Linked DNA regions of Homo sapiens: region 2 is linked to region 1. Evidence: chromatin contacts called from ENCODE Hi-C or POLR2A ChIA-PET data. All regions are on one chromosome and are shown on one strand. Each heading gives the region's core, a stretch centred on a gene start or an enhancer-like site at or near the end of the contact. The rest is flanking DNA. Distances are from core to core; before and after follow the strand shown. Region 1 holds the start of SELL (selectin L). Region 2 overlaps PRRX1 (paired related homeobox 1).

Region 1 (3,691 bases), core at 789-3,288:
TTGAATACACTTTATTTCTTTCTCTTGCCTGATTGCCCTGGCCAGAACTTCCAATACTATGTTGAACAGGAGTGGTGAGAGAGGCATACTTGTCTTGTGCCAGTTTTTAAAGGGAACGCTTTCAGTTTTTGCCCATTCAGTATGCTATTGGCTGTGGGTTTGTCATAAATAGCTCTTATTATTTTGAGATACGTTCCATCAATACCTAGTTTATTGAGAGTTTTTAGCATGAAGGGGTGTTGAATTTTATCCAAGGCCTTTTCTGCATCTATTGAGATAATCACGTGGTTTTTGTGATTGGTTCTGTTTACGTAATGGATTCTGTTTATTGATTTGTGTATGTTGAACCAGCCTTGCATTCCAGGGATGAAGCCAACTTGATTGTGGTTGATAAGCTTTTTGATGTGCTGCTGGATTCAGTTTGCCGTATTTTATTGAGTATTTTCGCAATGATGTTCATCAGGGATATTGGCCTGAAATTTTCTTTTTTTGTTGTGTCTCTGCCAGGTTTTAGTATCAGGATGATGCTGGCCTCATAAAATGAGTGAGGGAGGAGTTCCTCTTTTTCTATTCTCTGGAATAGTTTCAGAAGGAATGGTACCAGCACCTCTTTGTACCTCTGGTAGAATTTGGCTGTGAATCCATCTGGTCCTGGGCTTTTTTTAGTTGGTAGGCTATTAATTGCTGCCTTAATTTCAGAACTTGTTATTAGTCTATTCAGGGATTTGACTTCTTCCTGGTTTAGTCTTGGGAGGGTGTATGTGTCCAGGAATTTATCCATTTCTTCTAGATTTTCTAGTTTATTTGTGTAAAGATGTTTATAGTAATCTCTGATGGTAGTTTGTATTTCTACGGGATCAGTGGTAATATCCCCTTTACCATTTTTTATTGTGTCTATTGATTCTTCTTTCTTATTAGTCTAGCTAGTGGTCCATCTATTTTGTTAATCTTTTCAAAATGCAGCTCCTGGATTTATTGATTTTTTGAAGGCTTTTTCGTGTCTCTACCTCCTATGGTTCTGCTCTGATCTTAGTTATTTCTTGTCTTTCGCTAGTTTTTGAATTTGTTTCTTAACCTCTTTGAGACTCTTTAGAATGGGGATAATAATCATATCTATAGCAGAGAGCTGTTATAAAGATTAAACAATATAATAAATATGGGGCGCTGAGCTTCAGAGTTTTTGTTGTTGTTATTATTATTTTCCTAAAAATGCAAATCTGATTTGCATTTGACTCATTGACTCACATCAGTGGGTCTTCCTTTTTATTGTCCTTCATCATATGGGTCCTAATTTCACATGCAGTCTTATAAAACCATCTCATTTTATAGTCCAAGAATATTAAAGGTACTTGTAGGCTCCCAAACCTACACGGTGAAAAGCTAGAGAGCATGGGCTCTCTTCAGGGGTTAACTTCAGGAAGTGCCACTAACAAGGACGTCCACTAGGTGGTGAGCAAGGAAAGACGGAGGTGAAGGAACCGAAACGAGTCAAGTCCACTGCTTAGCTCTACTGAAGTTTTGCAAACATCATAAATATGTCTGAAATGCAGTTTTGATTTGTAGTATTTGCAATTTCCAAGGGCCATTTACCACAGGTAGCCAAGAGTTAGTTTAGCATTTATGAAAAAGATAGGGGAGGGTGGTGGAAAAGAAGGAGGAGGAGGAGAGAGAGAAGGAGGAAGAGGAGAACAAGAACCAAACAAAAACAAGAACAAGAACAAGTAGAAGAAGAGGAGCAGGAGGAAAAAGAAGAGGAAGAAGAACAGCAACAACAATGAGTGAAGGAGGAGGAGGGTAAGGAAAGATGCATAGGAGAATGGAAGGAAGGATAGAAAGGAGGGAAGGAAGAGAGAATCTAGTCACATTACTTTCTGATCAGCAGTTCATTTTTGTCTCAGTGGGAGGCAATAGAGGCCAGTCTAGGAAAGGGGTGGGGAAAGAGGAAAGAGAAGTGCAGGAGGAAGGGGAGGGAAAAGGGGAGGAGGAGGAGGATGTGAGACTGGGTTAGAGAAATGAAAGAAAGCAAGGCTTTCTGTTGACATTCAGTGCAGTCTACCTGCAGCACAGCACACTCCCTTTGGGCAAGGACCTGAGACCCTTGTGCTAAGTCAAGAGGCTCAATGGGCTGCAGAAGAACTAGAGAAGGACCAAGCAAAGCCATGGTGAGCCTTTCAGCCTAAAAGACGTTTAGATGCTCAGATAGAAACTCTTGGGGTTGTAGAGGCAGGTGGCAAGGATAGGAATCACCCCATTTCAATTCTGGTTTTAAATAATATAGAAACTAAACATTTTCTCAGACCCTCAAAAAAAGTGATCCTGAAATCTTTCTTCTCAGATATGCTGATTTCCTCTTCTTGACTTTGTCTCTGGGGAGACTCTTGAAGAAATACTATTGAAATCAGATCTTTTGCAATAAACACTGTGTCTACCTGAGAAGTGATATGCTTTGGAAGATAGAATTTTTTTAAAATTATACTTTAAGTTCTAGGGTACATGTGCACAACATACAGGTTTGTCACACATGTATACATGTGCCATGTTGGTGTGCTGCACCCATTAACTCGTCATTTACATTAAGTATATTTTAAGGTGTGCAGGAAATTTGTGACTTTGTCATTTCAGTTGCTCAAAAAGGTATTTCTTTTTATTAAAAAAAGAAATACTTTTCTTTCCTGGTGTCTGGCTATCTAATTTTTTTTTTTTTTAGGTATTTGAGGCATTGACCCATTATGATCAAGAGTGAGGCTATAACATTAAATATAAGCATCAATAGTTAATTAAGCAGCAACAATACTTTAAAAAATATACATAGTAAATATTAAATAGTTTTATCTAATAGCTCAGCAGAAAAGCAGGTATAAAAATTACCAAACCATAGAAAAAATTCAGGGCAGTACCGATTAGCAACTTGAGACTAAAGCGTAAAAATAAAATAGAACAAAACAAAACTGTGCATCAGTTCTGATGTAAATTTGAAGTAATTTTTCATCTATGTCTGAGAAACCTGTTACCTCAGACAGGGTTAGTAGACATATGTGTTTTATTCTGATTATTAAGAAAGTTGTAAGCACCACCTCAAAGGCTATAAATGTGTGGTTTAAGAGTATACATCTAAATATAATTTTGTATTTCATTTGCAGATATTTCCATGGAAATGTCAGAGCACCCAGAGGGACTTATGGAACATCTTCAAGTTGTGGGGGTGGACAATGCTCTGTTGTGGTATGTTATGATATTTATATATCGCTAAGTCTATTTTACTTATATTCATTTTTCTTAAATATCCACTAGTTATACATAGTCTAAGGGAAAATTATTTCACAGAGCTGTTAATTCTATCCCTTCTGTAAACATCTCTTTTCTTCTTACCTTTAGTTCTTCCCCAGAAACTCCTGAACACTATTTTTAACCTATAATAGCCCATGCTGTAGAGTTCAAATCCCAATAACCCCACAAAATCCCTCAATTATAAAGGAATAATGTTAATTAAGAAATCTCTGTTAAGGTACTTACAATCTGTACCAAATATTTAGCACCTCATTTTCTATTTTTTATTCATAGTTCAGTGTACATTAATGTCATTTCTACAATTACAATACGAGCTTATTAAGGGACGGGGGTTTATCATTTTTTGGTCCTTCTCCCATTGTTGTGACAAATTTTATATCTGATTCTTGAAGACTCTCCAGCA
Region 2 (3,691 bases), core at 676-3,175, 1.0 Mb before region 1:
TCCATTTACTTGTTTGGAGATTCCTAACAGATGCAACACAGCCATAGAGAGCAGAATGCTAACCACTAGCAGAGGTGGAGTACTGTTTTCACTGGGACAAATCATTTTTTATCATTTCAACCTACCCTGAAAGTTGTGAGGAAAAAAAAATGTGTTAAAATGATTGTCAAACATTGAGGAAGTATGGAAAATACTATTCGTACTACGATTTTAAAGCCAGGAAACGTATGGACAACTGCCCCTCTGCTTTCTAAACACCTATAGTGTTAAGTCCCACAAATCACAAAACAATTGATAGCTTGGGAAAAAAATAATACCTGACTCTATTTTCAACTCTTTGTTTTCTATTTGGCCCTTTGAACAAATGATGACAAGATGTTTACAATTTCACCCTAAAGACAAATCTGTCAGCCGAGAAGTCTATGAGTTTTCCTGAAATCCTTGGGTTTCACCAGCTCAGGATTTTTTCAAAGACTGTAGGGGTTACGGTGTTCAAGACTGTGATGCATAGAAGTTGCAGAAAGTCTCGGGTTTGTTCTTTTGTCAGTGCAAGAACAACGGAGGCATACTTGCTTCACCTGATAAAATGTAATACCAGTTTTCCTAGGGAAATTTACTTTTAAAAAGAGATCTGGTAAATTCTTTGGAAAGGGATCTTTTGTGATTTAAATAACTAACTTCTATTTCTAACTTCTGTTTTGAAATTCAGAAGTTGATTTTCTAATACGTATATTTATCTCTTAAAGTGAACACACTTGCACATTTCATTGGTAAGCTTTCCGTTTGTACTGTATGTTCAGTGATCTTTCTGCTATGTTTAACTTTTCATTTTAGAAATACTTTTATATATAAAGCCTCTTGTATCTTTCTATTGTTGCAAGACTTTTTTTGAAGCGCACACTGCTTATCGATAGGTTCCAAACACCCCTGTGAAATAAGCAATAGGGAGATTATTGCTAGCTTCATGTTAGATACAAAGCTGCATAAGAGAGCAATGATCTGACTGGCCTGAGGAGCAGCAGAAGCCAGGACAAGAACGTAGTTCTTCCGAACCCCGTCCTGTAACCTACAAAGTCTCGCTATTCAAAATGTGTACCAAGTGTCAACAGCATCAGCATCACCTAGAAGCAAGTTAGAGATACACAATCCAAGCTCCAACCTGGAATTAGTGAATCAGAGTTTGCACAGTCACGCGATCCCAGATGTTTCCTGTGCACAGCAATCTCTGAAGAGCCCTGCTCTAGATTAGTATCACACTATGCTTCATTTAGTGGACATGCTTTCTTGCAGCTCTGGTTACCAATAATATTCCTCACTTGAGGACTTCACTGCTGAAATTTCTAGAACTGCAACCCCCACTTTCTTAAACACTCTGAATTCCCACTTAAACCCTACCCCAAGCAGCCACCCTCTTCCCCCTCTGACAAGTTACCTTTTCAGTGTCTTCCGTTAGAATCCGTTATGAAGCCCCTCGTGTAAACAACATCTTGGGAGGGACGAGGATCTATTTTTGAAAGTGTGAAAGGGAGAAATAAGCCAAATGCGTTCAGCAGATGTCAGGCAGCACCATGACCACGATCAAATGAGGGGAGGAGAAGGATGGGGAGGGAAGCTGTGGACAAGGATAGCTGACCTCTCTTTCACTCATCACTAGCTTTCTTTTAAGCCCAGCCCTCCCTCTGGAAATGGCACTTCAGGTAAATAATGCAAAACCAGGCCATTCACTATCCACTTCACCTAGGAAAGGATGTCTCTGAGAAAATGTTTCTTGGCTACTTCATCTCAAATAACAGTCAAAAGTTCAGGACTTGGTTGATCACTGCTACCCACGAAGCACGAAGCAAAGCACTGCAAGATTAGTGAGTCTGAATAATTCTGGTGCTTGTGTGTGCTTTCACTCTTACAAGTTGCCTAAGAAAAATAGTTCTGAGTTAAGCAATGGGTGTGTGTGCCAAAAACAAGCTTCCTTTAACTGGCCACGGATGTAAAGAAGGCACCTGCCAGGACAACAGTGTCCGTGATAGGGAATGCTTTGTCCCTCTGGTGACTCAGTTGCCTGCCTAATGTCATCACCTCTAACATGCTCAAGGGAATGAGTGAGGTCATGACAAGCTATAATTAGAGCAGACTATATGTCCCAGTTTGCTAGGGACAATCCTGGCTTATACCTGTTGTCCTAGTATAATTATTAATAATGCTCCCCTTTCACTCTAAAAAATGTCCCAGTTTGAACAATAAATTACACATCCATGACTCTGGATGTAAAAGACACCCAGAAAAAAGTATGTTGGCTATTTTCCAACCCAAAATTCTGACCATATGCAAATAACTGCTTTTATGCCTTGGTTTTCTCCTTTCTTTTTTCAGGGGATAACTGTGGAAGTCAGCAAAATATCCTTTCTGGCAAAACTGTCGCTCACTGTCTCTGGCTTGTATGACCAAGCCACGTCTATCAGTCCAATGGGATGAGGTCCCCACAGAGTGTGGACTTCAGCTGCAGGCATGCCTCACTGATCTGAGATATCTCTTGCATAAAAAGGGGATTTTAGATAGTTTTCCAATCTTATACTTTTTTTACTACTTTCAATACAATGCAAGGTTTAATTTGAATGAAAATATAGTCGTGTGGCTTAACATGTTGGATGAAAACAGGGAACACAAGCATTAGTTCTAATTCTCCTTGCTGAAGACTTAAATTTGGGCAAGTGTTTAGTCTCTTCTTTGGAAGCACAGCAAGACAGAGCTATCACACAACAGTGTTCCAAGAATTAACCAAGAGAAATGCCTTTTAATGAGTGTCACATGTGAGATAACTAACTTGACATAATAGTACCAACAAGAACAGTGAGTTAATTTTTCATAACACAAAAGTCTATCATTTCCTTTGCTTTGGATCACTTGTTTTTCTTTTTTATTTCCTTAACAATATTTCCTATCAAGCTTCAAAGTGTGAAATCATAACATAGTTTGGTTCTAAACATAGCAGAAAATTCTCCAAATAACAGAATAGCTTTTTGCTACTTTTAGAAATCAACCAAAATATAAACACTTCAGTCAACATTGGATCAAAAAACATTATTATTGATTAAATTATTGTTTTAACATCACTTTTCTGCTTATATCTGAAGATTAATTTATTCTTCATACAGAATATGAACAGATTTTATGATTTTCTAAATTAATTTTTACAAATCCAATTTCTAAGAGAGAAATGATATAAAAGCATACCAAGAAATGAGTAAAATGTACTAGGTCATATGACTTTAAGTGAAAAGAGCAGAATACAAAATAATATATACACTAAAGCTACATCTATATAAAACATTGAACTCTAATCACAAAAATGAATATACTAGTTATGTCAAGATGGTGAATTATGGATGTTTTTAAAAATGTATCCAGTATTTCTACATAATTCTTTCCATTAAAATAGAATATTTCCAAAAAAGGCACGCATAAATTGCCACGTTAATAATTTCAGTTAGATGTCCATATACTAAACACATATGATGCAGACACTGAGGCTCAAATGGCTGAGGTCCAAGTAATATAACCCTATATTAATTCAGGAATGATTTCATCCCCATTCATGCAGTGTGTGCTGTGTGACGCCTCTCACTGGTAAGGACCACGTGGCAGCCATCTGGATTGTTTATGGCTGGTATGAAAAGTTCCTATGGAGGACCCAGAC

Evidence for each region. A loop is a pair of places that touch in the nucleus more often than their neighbours do. ChIA-PET counts read pairs that join two places held with the same protein, here RNA polymerase II (POLR2A).
Region 2: a map of lower leg skin shows a loop between it and region 1 (16-fold over the local background). The contact joins the enhancer-like site here to the promoter of SELL in region 1. A Hi-C loop is called at or near these places in 1 of 168 maps with a recorded cell type or tissue (lower leg skin). POLR2A ChIA-PET finds 5 or more read pairs at or near these places in 1 of 52 experiments (RWPE1).

Annotation. Positions count from the first base shown.
Region 1 is chr1:169,709,967-169,713,657 of GRCh38, reverse strand. It overlaps SELL (selectin L), which reads left to right and starts at 2,038. Exons shown (of 9, transcript NM_000655.5): 1 at 2,038-2,162; 2 at 3,141-3,222. The coding sequence starts at 2,160.
Region 2 is chr1:170,728,090-170,731,780 of GRCh38, reverse strand. All of the region lies in intron 3 of PRRX1 (paired related homeobox 1), which reads right to left. Among named protein-coding and RNA genes, the nearest start is that of PRRX1, 66 kb to the right of the region's middle. Within about 2 kb of position 1,925, at least 4 of the 41 ENCODE cell types and tissues checked have a DNase peak (open chromatin) inside an H3K27ac peak, as active enhancers do.